Linked DNA regions of Homo sapiens: region 2 is linked to region 1. Evidence: read pairs that join two places in POLR2A ChIA-PET (ENCODE). Cell type or tissue: PC-9. All regions are shown on one strand. Links, peaks and the distances in the headings refer to the core of each region. The heading gives the core; the rest is flanking DNA. Region 1 holds the start of LOC124904705 (a long non-coding RNA gene). Region 2 overlaps PROSER3 (proline and serine rich 3).

Region 1 (6,334 bases), core at 1,335-6,334:
CTCGAACTCCTGACCTCAGGTGATCTGCCCACCTCGGCCTCCCAAAGTGCTGGGATTACAGGCGTGAGCCACCATGCCCGGCCAGAAACCCCAATAACTTGCACCAATCTAATATTTTTAGCAGAGACAGGGTTTTGCCATGTTGCCCAGGCTAGTCTCAAACTCCTGACCTCAGGTGATCTGCCTACCTCGGCCTCCCAAAGTGCTGGGATTACAGGCATGAGCCACCGCGCCCGGTCGAGAATCTCCTTCTTGTTCCTTGAACCCTCTTCCTGTCCCTCAACCTCCTTTCTCCATAACTTCACTTGTTTTCCCTGGAACCCCTGTTCTGTGCGCTCAAATTTGAATTCCCCTTTCCTGGATGTTTTCTTCCTGTCTATGAAACTCCATTCTGTGCTCTTGAACTCCAAATCTTGCCTTGAACCATGTCATTTCTATATGACCCTCCAATCCTCAATCTCTGTCTCTGGAATCCCCTCAAACCCCACTTTCTGTTCCTTGGACTTTATTCTTCAATTTCCTTCTCCTATGGCCCAGTTCCTAACCCTTGTACCACACATCCTGTCCATTGCATGTGCCGCTTTTCCTCAGTCGCTATTGAATTCCTCCTTCATACTGCTTCAGTTTCCTCATCTCCAGCCTGCATTGCGCAGTTCATCCTTCATGTCCACTCACCCACAGGTGCATACCCACCTTCAAGTGATTGAGGAGAGGGTGAATCAGAGCCTGGGCCTGCTTGACCAGAACCCCCACCTGGCTCAGGAGCTGCGGCCCCAAATCCGTGAGTGTCTATTACCCTGGCTCCCATTACAGATCTCTGAGGGCAGATCTTGACTCCTAAATGTTGGGCCCCCCCAATTTCATTTATTCCTCTATAACAAACAGCCCAGACCTTAGCAGTGAAAATCAACAATGATTTTTCTTTGTTCATGATTCTGCCATCCGGTCTGCGCTCAGCAGAGTGGTTCTTTCAGTGGTCTTGCCAGTGGTCAAGCATGCAGCTGTATTTAGCTAGCAGATCATCTAGGGGCTGGGAGTCTAGCACAAATGGACCTTTCTCTCTCTCCAAGGAAGCGCAAGGCCTCTCTTCTCCGTGGAGCTTCTCCATGTGGTCTCATCAGCAGGGTAGCTAGATTCCCTACATGGTGGTTTATGCTCTCTAAGACATCACAGTGGAAGTTGCTAGGTCTTAAGGCTTGGGCCCACATTCTATTTGTTAAAGCAAGTTACAAATTCAGTCCAGATTCAAGGGAAGGAACCTATATGCATACCGGAAAGTGTGACCTATTGCAGCCCCCACATCTATTGTGTCTTTCTCCTGGATATCTCACACATAACCCTGATTCTCCTAGTATTTAAGAAAGCTATCATCTTGAGGCGCGGTGGCTCACGCCTATAATCCCAGCACTTTAGGAGGCCGAGGCGGGTGGATCACTTGAGGTCAGGAGTTCGAGACCAGCCTGGCCAACATGGTGAAACCCCGTCTTTACTAAAAATACAAAAATCAGCCGGGCATGATGTCGCTTGCCTGTAATCCCAGCTACTTAGGAGGCTGAGGCAAGAGAATTGCTTGAACCCGGGAGGTGGAGGTTGCAGTGAGCTGAGATCGCATCATTGCACTCCAGCTGGGCAACAAGAGTGAGACTCTGTCTCAAAAAAAAAAAAACAAAAAAAAAACATAATCTTGAAACTTCAGCCTCCATCCTTCCTGCCAGCAGTGCCTCCATCCAGCTTCCCACTTTCTCAGATCACACTTCTGGCTACCCCACACTTGGGGCTGACTCTGCTGTCTGCATGATCTCCCACTTGCTCTACTGGTAGGGTGCCCTCCACTCACCCCTATGCTCACTACCTCAGCCACCTTTCTGCATGTCCCCCTCAGAGGAACTCCTCCACTCTGAACACCTGGGTCCCAGTGAATTGGAAGCCCCTGCCCCTGGGGGCAGCAGCGAGGACAAGGGTGGGCTGCAGCCTCCAGATTCCAAGGATGGTGAGTGAGCCCACATATAGATGACCCCAGACATTAGGGAACAGGCCCCAGCCTAATTTGTAATCCCCTAGAGTCTGAGGGTGTCTTCACCACCACAGTGACTGGGAGAGGATGAGGAGGAACGTCTAAGGTTGCAGGGGCCTCTGTAGGATCCCCAATCCTCCTTCTTAGTCCCTGGAAGGATGTTTCTCCACCTTTCTTTGCTGATACCCTCCTCTCTTCACTGTTCCACTCCCTTGCTTCCTCTGGCTGCCAGCAGACACCCCCATGACCCTTCCAAAAGGTGAGTGTCTCACAGTTAACCCCAGCCTCCAAATCCCACTGAATCCCTGAACCCAGAAGGAAACAGGGTCCATCCATTGGGAACCTCAGACCCCCTGGGGTAGAGTTTGATGTACTTTCCAGCCCCCTCCTCTGGACCCTAAAGAATGAGATAGGGCCAGGCGCTGGTGACTCACACCCGTAATCCTAGCACTTTCAGAGGCTGAGGCAGGAGGATCCCTTGAGGCCACGAGTTCTAGACCAGCCTGGGCAACATAATGAGACCCTGTACCTACAAATAATTTAAAAATTACCTGGGTGTGGTGGGGCATGTCTGTAGTCCCAGCTGCTCAGGAGGCTGACGTAGAAGGATCACTGGAGCCCAGGAAGTTGAGGCTGCAGTGAGCTGAGATCATGCCACTGCACTCCAGCCTGGGTGACAGAGTGAGACTCTGTCTAAAGAAAAAAAAAAAGAATGAGATCAGACTTGGGGGTAGGGTCCACAGAACAAGATGCTGCATCCCCTGAGAAAGAGAAGATGAACCCGCTGGAACAGTATGAGCGAAAGGTAAGTTAGTCAGAACTGTGGGCTCCCTAAGGGGAACAAGATCGGGGCCTATATGGCTGGGTACGAGGGAGGAGATGCTGGGGGCTTGGATTCCTTGTCCTGAGGGAAGAGGGAGCTGAGGACGTGGAATTGAGATCCTAGAAAATGAGAGGGCTGGGGGACGCTCTCTTGGGCCCTTGGGTAGGAAGAAGCCAGTGCCAGGCTTCTGGGTTCCTGACACCTCCTGCTCCCCCAGGTGAATGCGTCTGTTCCAAGGGGTTTCCCTTTCCACTCATCGGAGATTCAGAGGGATGAGCTGGTAAGAGGAGGAACAGCCGGGTACCTAGGGGAAGAGACCAGAGGTCAGCGGCCAGGCTGTGATTCCCAAAGCCACACAGGACCCTCAAAGAAGCCCTCTGCCCCATCTCCTCTCCCTGCAGGCACCAGCTGGGACAGGGGTGTCCCGTGAGGCTGTGTCGGGTCTGCTGATCATGGGAGCGGGCGGAGGCTCCCTCATCGTCCTCTCCATGCTGCTCCTGCGCAGGAAGAAGCCCTACGGGGCTATCAGCCATGGCGTGGTGGAGGTGAGAACCATGGCGTGGTGGAGGTGTGGGAAGAGTTCCTGAGCCCGGGTGTGGGCGGCCTGAGAGACTTGCGGGCAGTCCCGCCCCCGCACCACACTGTCCTTTCCCTCCCCTGCTCGTTGCAGGTGGACCCCATGCTGACCCTGGAGGAGCAGCAGCTCCGCGAACTGCAGCGGCACGGCTATGAGAACCCCACTTACCGCTTCCTGGAGGAACGACCCTGACCCGGCCCCCTTCACCCCTTCAGCCGAGCCCAGACCTCCCCTCTTCCTGGAGCCCCAGAACCCCAACTCCCAGCCTAGGGCAGCAGGGAGTCTTGAAGTGATCATTTCACACCCTTTTGTGAGACGGCTGGAAATTCTTATTTCCCCTTTCCAATTCCAAAATTCCATCCCTAAGAATTCCCAGATAGTCCCAGCAGCCTCCCCACGTGGCACCTCCTCACCTTAATTTATTTTTTAAGTTTATTTATGGCTCTTTAAGGTGACCGCCACCTTGGTCCTAGTGTCTATTCCCTGGAATTCACCCTCTCATGTTTCCCTACTAACATCCCAATAAAGTCCTCTTCCCTACCAGGCCAGTCTGAGTCTCTGTGGGAGAATTAGTCTGTAACCACAGCTGGACGCGGTGTCATCGCCGCCCAGGCCGCCTTGGCCTCTTTAAACGGGATGACGGAGCTTTAAATCTGGGCGGGTCCTGCGGGAAGGGCTGGCGCGCCGGGGGCGGGGCTCAGAGGCCAGGGATAGGCGCCTGTCCTGGAGCTGTCCGCGGTGCTGAACTGGCCGCGCCTTCCAACTGTCAGTTGGGTACCAGTGTGGACCCCAAGGAGGCTGGGCTCCAGCGAGTTTCCCCTGCCATCTGTTCAGCCTCACACACAATCACATGCAGCGCCCACCCCAATCTTCGAGAGTCCTGTAAGAGATTATGAATCGTGAACCACCGTTCCCATTCCCCAAAGTCTTCATTCCTTCTCGGGGAGTCTATAGAAACCCTCCTGGAGTGTGGAAATTCCAGTCACGTGTCCCAGAAAGGGATATATGATATCTGCACGTGCCTACTGAACTTCGTTTTATTTTCTCCCCCTACTGCCCGTATAAATGCAGAAGAATTTCTTTTTCTTTCTTTTCTTTCCCCACCTCCCTTTTTTTAAGACAGGGTCTAACACTGTCACTTAGGCTGGAGTGCAGTGGTGCAATCATAGCTTACTGCAGCTTCCAACTCTTGGGCTTAAGTGACCCTCCTGCCTCAGCCTCCCGAGTAGCTGGAACTATAGGCACGTACCGCCACCCCCGGATAATTTTTTTAAAAAAATTTTAGGCCAGGTGCGGTGGCTCACGCCTGTAATCTCAGCACTTTGGGAGGCTGAGGCGGGCGGATCACCTGAGGTCAGGAGTTCGAGACCAGCCTGGCCAACATGATGAAACCCTATCTCTACTAAAAATACAAAATTAGCCGGGCCTGGTGGCGTATGCCTGTAATCCCAGCTACTTGGGGGCTGAGGCAGAAGAATCGCTTGAACCCAGGAGGCGGAGGTTGCAGTGAGCCAAGATTGCGCCACTGCACTCCAGCCTGAGCAACAAGAGCGAAACTCCATCTCAAAAAAAAAAAAATTTAGAGATGGGGTCTTGCTATGTTGCCCAGGCTGCTCTCCAAGTCCTGGCCTCAAGTGATCCTCCCACCTCAGCCTCCTGAGTAGCTGGGATTACAGGCGTGCAGCACTGTGCCCAGTATTGGAATTTATACCCTCACATGTCCCATTATGCTGGCTCGGGTTAGCCCTCTACATATACAGTTATCTGTCCCAAGAGGGTTAGGAGGATTTAAAGGGTTAATATTCGTGGAGCTGTTATAACTGCACCTGCCACTTAGCAAGTATTTGTTAAATAAATTTTAAAGTATTAAGGTAGCAAACACTCATATGGTGTTCACCCTGTGCCAGGCACTACTCTGAGGGCTTTACATGCACTGGCACACTTAACCATTACTCCTGTGAAAGGAAAATAAATCCTGGGGGCCCCAAATCACTAAGTTAAAGGGAAAAGTCAAGCTGGGAACTGCTTAGGGCAAACCTGCCTCCCTTTCTATTCAAGGTCATCCCTGTACTCACTGAGAGAGGCATATTCTGATTGCCTCCTTTGGAAAAGCTAACCAGAAACTCAAAAGGATGCAACCATTTGTCTCTCACCTACCTGTGACCTGGAAGCCCCCTCCCTGCTTTGTGTTGTCCTGCCTTTCCAGACAGAACCAATGTACATCTTAACATATGTTGATTGATGTCTCATATCTCCCTGAAATGTATAAAACCAAGTTGTACCCCGAACACCTTGGGCACATGTCGTCAGGACCTTCTAAGGCTGTGTCATGGGTGCATATCCTCAACCTTGGCAAAATAAACTTTCTGAATTAATTGAGACCTGACTCAGATATTCGGAGTTCACATTTCCATCTAATGGAGTCAGTATTATGACTATTCCTATCTATAGATTAGGAACTGAGGCTGAGAGTCGTTACATCACATGCTCTATGTCATCATCCAGGAAAAGTCAGAGCTAAGAATTCAATCCAAGAAGCCTGGCTCCAGCATCCACTCTCCTGGCCACTTTGCTAACCTGTTTAATACTCCAAGGTTGTCCAATATGGTGCTCCGATTGTGCGCTTCAAAATTCCACGTGGCTGGGCACAGTGGCACGCTGCTCTAGTCCCAGCTACCCGGGAGGCTGAGGCAAGAGGATTGCTTGAGCCCAGGGCTTCTGGACTGGAGTGCACTGTGCCACTTGGGTGTCCACACTAAGTTTGGCATCAATATGATGACCTCCTGGGAATGGGAACCGACCTAGGAAACATAGGTCAACACTCTCATGCTGATCAGTAGTGGGATAGCACCTGTGAATAGCCACTGCGCTTCAGCCTGGGCAACATAGAGGGACCCTGTCTAAAAATAAAAATAAAAAT
Region 2 (5,000 bases), core at 1-5,000, 110 kb before region 1:
CATCAAGAGGCAGAGTCTATGTCCCTTCATCTTGAAACTGGGCCCCTCAACAAATAAAATGCAGAGGAAGTGATGCAGCTTAACTTCTAAAGTGCAGTTAGAAAAGATGATTTCTCAGCTGGGCATGGTGGCTCACGCCTGTAATCCCAGCACTTTGGGAGGCTCAGGTGGGCAGATTACTTGAGGTCAGGGGTTCAAGACCAGCCTGGCCAACATGGTGAAATGTCTCTACTAAAAATACAAAAATTGGCCAGGCATTGGTGGTGGGTGCCTGTAATCCCAGCTACTCAGGAGGCTGAGGCAAGAGAATTGCTTGAACTCAGAAGGCAGAGGTTGCAGTGGAAAAAAAAAAAAAGATAATTTCTCTCTCTTTCTCTCTCTCTCTGACACTTGCTTTAGAGGCTACATTAAAAAAAAAAACTAGTTGCCATGCTGGGGAGGGGTTTGGGTTACACAGGTGTATGCACTTATGAAACTTAGTGAAGTGTGTGAATTTCATTGTATGTAAAGTTTACCTCAAAAGAAAATATTGAACGCCAGTTAAAGATACGCCTGTAATCTGACTTCTTTGGGAGGCCAAGGCGGGAGGATCACTTGAGGCCAGGAGTTTGAGACTACCCTGGGCAACACAGCAAGACCTGTCTCTACAAAAATAAATAAGTAAATAAATAGCCAGATGTGGTGGCACACGATTTGCAGTCCCATTACTAGGGGCGGGGAGGGGCGCTGAGGCAGGAGGTTTACTTGAGCCCAGGAGTTCAAGGCTGTATTGTAGTGAACTAAGATCATGCCACTGCACTCCAGCCTGGGCTACAGAGCTAGACCCTGTCTTTAAAAAAAAGAAAAGAAAAAAAAAAGTATGTACACTGAAATATTTAGGGAACAATAAACCAATGTCGACAATTTATTTTGAAATGCATCCAGAGATGAGTTGGATTGATGGATAAATAGTGTAATAGGTAGATGTGAGATAAAGCAAATACAGCAAAGTGTTCATGGTAGGATCTAAGTGGCGGATATGCGGGTGTCCACTGTAAAATTTTTCAACTTTGCTGTAATTTAGAAACTTTTCATGGCCGGGCGCGGTGACTCATGCCTGTAATCCCAGCACTTTGGGAGGCCAAGGCGGGCGGATCACGAGGTCAGGAGATCGAGACCATCCTGGCTAACACGGTGAAACCCCGTCTCTACTAAAAATACAAAAAATTAGCCGGGCGTGGTGGCGGGCGCCTGTAGCCCCAGCTACTCGGAAGGCTGAGGCAGGAGAATCACTTGAACCTGGGAGGCAGAGCTTGCAGTGAGCCGAGATTGCGCCACTGCACTCCAGCCTGGGTGACAGAGCGAGACTCCGTCTCAGAAAAGAAACTTTTCATAATAAAATGATGGAGAATATATGATTGGGGTTGTTTTGATATCTGCATTTACAAAATGGAGGGATAAGATGGATTTCTAGTAACTTCTGTATGTCACATGGTAAATATAATATTTGTTTTCAACCTTTCTTTCTTTCTTTTTTTTTTTTTTTTTTTTTGAGATGGAGTCTTGCTCTGTCACCCAGGCTGGAGTGTAGTGGTGCAACCTCGGCTCACTGTAACCTCTGCCTTCCAGGTTCAAGTGATTCTCCTTCCTCAGCTTTCCGAGTAGTTGAGATTATAGGTGCATGCCACCTCACCTGGCTAATTTGTGTGTGTGTGTGTGTTTTTAGTAGAGACAGGGTTTCACCATGTTGGTCTGGCTGGTCTCGAACTCCTGACCTCATGATCCACCTGCCCCGGCCTCCCAAAGTGCTGGGATTACAGGTGTGAGGCACCGCACCCGGCCTGTTTCTAACCTTTCTAAGCAAACCATACATTTAAATGAAATCAGAGTGGGCACAGTGGCACAGGCCTGTAATCTCAGCACTTTGGGAGGCCAAGGCGAGCAGATCACTTGAGGTCACGAGTTAGAGACCAGCCTGGGCAATATAGTGAAACTCTGTCTCCACTAAAAATTAGCTGGGCCTGGTGGCGGGTGCCTGTAGTCCCAGGTGCTCAGGAGGCTGAGGCAGGAGAATTGCTTGAACATGGGAGGCGGAGGCTGCAGTGAGTTGAGATGGTGCCACTGCACTTCAGCCTGGGCAACAGAGTGAGACTCCATCTCAAAAACAAACAAACTAACAAAAAAATGTAATTGACAAGAAAAATAGCTGTTTAGATATAAGGAGAAATAAAAGATACTATAGTAGCAGAACCTGATCTAGCTGGGTCACGGGTGGGGTCTAGAAGCATTCCTGAGGAAGTTACACTTAAGCTGAGACAGGTAGAAATTATCTAGTTAACAAAGGGCTGTCCTAATTACTCTAGTTGGATAACCGCTCCCAAAACTTAGTGGCATAAAACAATTATTTTATTATGCTCATGGATTCTGAGAGTCAGAGGTTTGGACAGGGCTCATATGGGGACAATTTTTGTCTCCTCCATGATGTCTGGGGATTCACCTGGAAAGACTCAAAGGTGACTTGATAGACTTGATGGCTGTGGAGTAGAATCCTCCAGAACTTCTTCCGTGGTCTTCTCCCAGTCTGACTGGGACTATTGACTAATGCCTATACATAGCTCCATTGGCCTGGGCTTCCTCAAAGCATGTCTGCTTCAGCATAGTCACACTTCGCATATGATGCACCATGGTTCTACAGCTCATTCCAGTGGACGAGAACATTGGTCAAGAAGCTGCATTGCCTTTCATCACATAGCCTTAGAAATCACCGTGTCACTTCCACTGTTTTCTATTGGTTGAAGCTATCCTAGTCCCACCCAGATTCATAGAAAGCAATCATAGAGTCCGCGTCTTGATAAGAAGAGTGTCAGAGAATTTGCAGCTGTTTTAAAATCACTGCAGGACCCCATTCTCCATGATGTGATTATTACACATTGCATGCCTGTATCAAAACATCTCATGTGCCCCCTCAATATATATACCTAAATATACCTGTTATGTACCCAGAAAAATTAAAAAATAAAAAAAAAAATCACTGCAGGGGTTGATGGGGAAACACTAGACAGAAGGAATATCGTGTGGGAAATCCCTGTGATGAGAGTGAGGTCAGCAAATTTAGTACATAAGTAACTGCACATTCACCTCTCCCTCAGCACTCCCTTTCACCAGCCCTTGCTTAATTATTCTCCATAGAATGAATCACCTTCTAATATTTTTTTTTTTTTTCAGACAGAGTCTTGCTCTGTCTCCCAGGCTGGAGTGCAGTGGCAAAATCTCGGCTGACTGCAACCTCCGCCTCCTGGGTTCAAGCAATTCTCCTGTCTCAGGCTCCTGAGTAGCTGGGATTACAGGCACACGCCACCACACCTGGCTAATTTTAATATTTGTATTTTTAGTAGAGACGGGGTTTCAGCATATTGGCCAGGCTGGTCTCGAACTCCTGACCTTGTGATCCTCCCGCCTCGGCCTCCCAAAGTGCTGGGGTTACAGGCGTGAGCCACTGTCCCCAGCTTTTTTTTTTTTTTTTTTTTTTTTTTTTTGAGACAGAGTCTCACTTCAACACCTAAGCTGGAGTGCAGTGGCGCGATCTCGGCTCACAGCAAACTCTGCCACCTGGGTTCAACCCATTGTCTTGCCTCAGCCTCCCAGGTAGCTGGGATTACAGGCACGCCCGCCGCCACACCTGGCTAATTTTTGTATTTTTAGTAGAGACGGGGTTTCTCCATGCTGGCCATGCTGGTGTCGAACTCCTGACCTCAAGTGATCTGCCCGCCTCGGCCTCCCAAAGTGTTGGGATTACAGGCGTGAGCCACCACGCCTGGCCTAATATTCTATATTTTGTTTAATGTTAATTTTGTTCATTGTCTTCTCCCAGTAGCTTTTGAGCTCCAATGTGGGCAGGGTATATTTTCTCCTGGTTTGGTTGTTGATGTATGTACAAATTGATTAGAGTTTGAGTGAATGAATGAATGAATGAATGAATGAACAGACCAAGACCCTCTGAGATGAGAATTTGTTGAGGGCATGACTAAGGAGAGACCCTCCTGTGAAGGGCGTTATTACAGTGTTATCTGGGCATGCTCAGTATTAGCAGGCTCCATTGGGAATGGCTTTATGGGGGGCATAAGCATGATCTGGCATTTCCCCCTAAGCATTTTCCTAGAAAAAAAAAATCAAGGCTGGAGATTGGCCCGTAATAAGCAGTAGAAGGGGAAACAAGAAAATGTCCAGTGGGCAGGGGAGGCCAAATCGCAGAAAGCCTCGGGTTACGTCCTAGGCAAGGTATATGAGGCAACGAGAAACGTCCATGGGCGGAGCGTCCTCGGCATTATGTGAGCGGGGTCGGGATCAGGACTGAAAAGGTGAGACTTGGGACTGGGACTTTGAAAAGCTGCTTAAGGAACTGGGCACTGCTCTGAGGCCGTGGGAGAATCCAATTAAGACTATCAGGGGCTGGCTGGCGTGGTGGCTCACGCCTGTCATCCCAGCGCTTTGAAAGGAGGCTGAGGAGGGAGTATCTCTTGAGCCCCAGAGATCAAGACCATCCTGGGTAACATAGTGAGACCCCCATGTCTAAAAAAAATTAGCCAGGCGTGGTAGCGCACGCCTGTAGTCCCAGCTACATGGGAGGTATCGCTTGAGCCCAGGAGGTTGAGGCTGCAGTAAGCCACGATTGCAGGACTGCGCTCCAGCCTGGGCGACAGAGTGAGACCCTGTCTCTTAAAGAAATAAAAATAAAAAAGTCAGAAGAATGGACACTGGGAGTGGACGAAAGGTAGGGTCCATTGCTTGGTGTTGGAAGTGTCGGAAGCAAAGCATAAAGAACCTGGGGGCTTGTCTCAGGAGGGCGATGACAGCCAATGAAAAGCAGTCATGGGCGTGGCGCTGTCAAACTTCGAGGGGCGGGACCGAGGACACAGAGCCGGGGCGGAGCCCAAGGTGAAACCAATGAGAAGCCTCCGGGTGGGCGGGGCATCGGCCTAAGGCCAAGGGCGGAGCCAATGAGAAGCAGCGCCGCGTTCCCG

Evidence for each region. ChIA-PET counts read pairs that join two places held together with the same protein. Peaks named below come from ENCODE experiments on the same cell type or tissue, not always from the same donor. Only the 100,000 strongest peaks of a DNase experiment are listed, where the experiment ranks them.
Region 2: POLR2A ChIA-PET joins it to region 1 with 26 read pairs; 6 of 35 experiments call an interaction of 5 or more read pairs at or near these places.

The regions. Positions count from the first base shown.
Region 1 is chr19:35,875,836-35,882,169 of GRCh38, forward strand. It overlaps APLP1 (amyloid beta precursor like protein 1), which reads left to right. Exons shown (of 17, transcript NM_001024807.3): 11 at 682-781; 12 at 1,883-1,990; 13 at 2,247-2,273; 14 at 2,749-2,819; 15 at 3,055-3,117; 16 at 3,239-3,382; 17 at 3,508-3,957. The coding sequence ends at 3,606. It overlaps LOC124904705 (a long non-coding RNA gene), which reads right to left and starts at 6,290. Exons shown (of 2, transcript XR_007067245.1): 1 at 5,992-6,290; 2 at 3,829-4,294. It also overlaps the pseudogene RN7SL402P. In PC-9, for the core only: no CTCF peak of the experiment used is centred there; a DNase peak (open chromatin) is centred at 4,086; H3K27me3 peaks cover 2,598 bases.
Region 2 is chr19:35,770,480-35,775,479 of GRCh38, forward strand. It overlaps PROSER3 (proline and serine rich 3), which reads left to right. Exons shown (of 11, transcript NM_001367856.1): 11 at 1-687. Among named protein-coding and RNA genes, the nearest start is that of ARHGAP33, 2.6 kb to the right of the region's middle. RefSeq lists an enhancer at 4,577-4,636 and a silencer at 4,867-5,000. In PC-9, for the core only: no CTCF peak of the experiment used is centred there; DNase peaks (open chromatin) are centred at 3,112 and 4,912; H3K4me3 peaks cover 441 bases.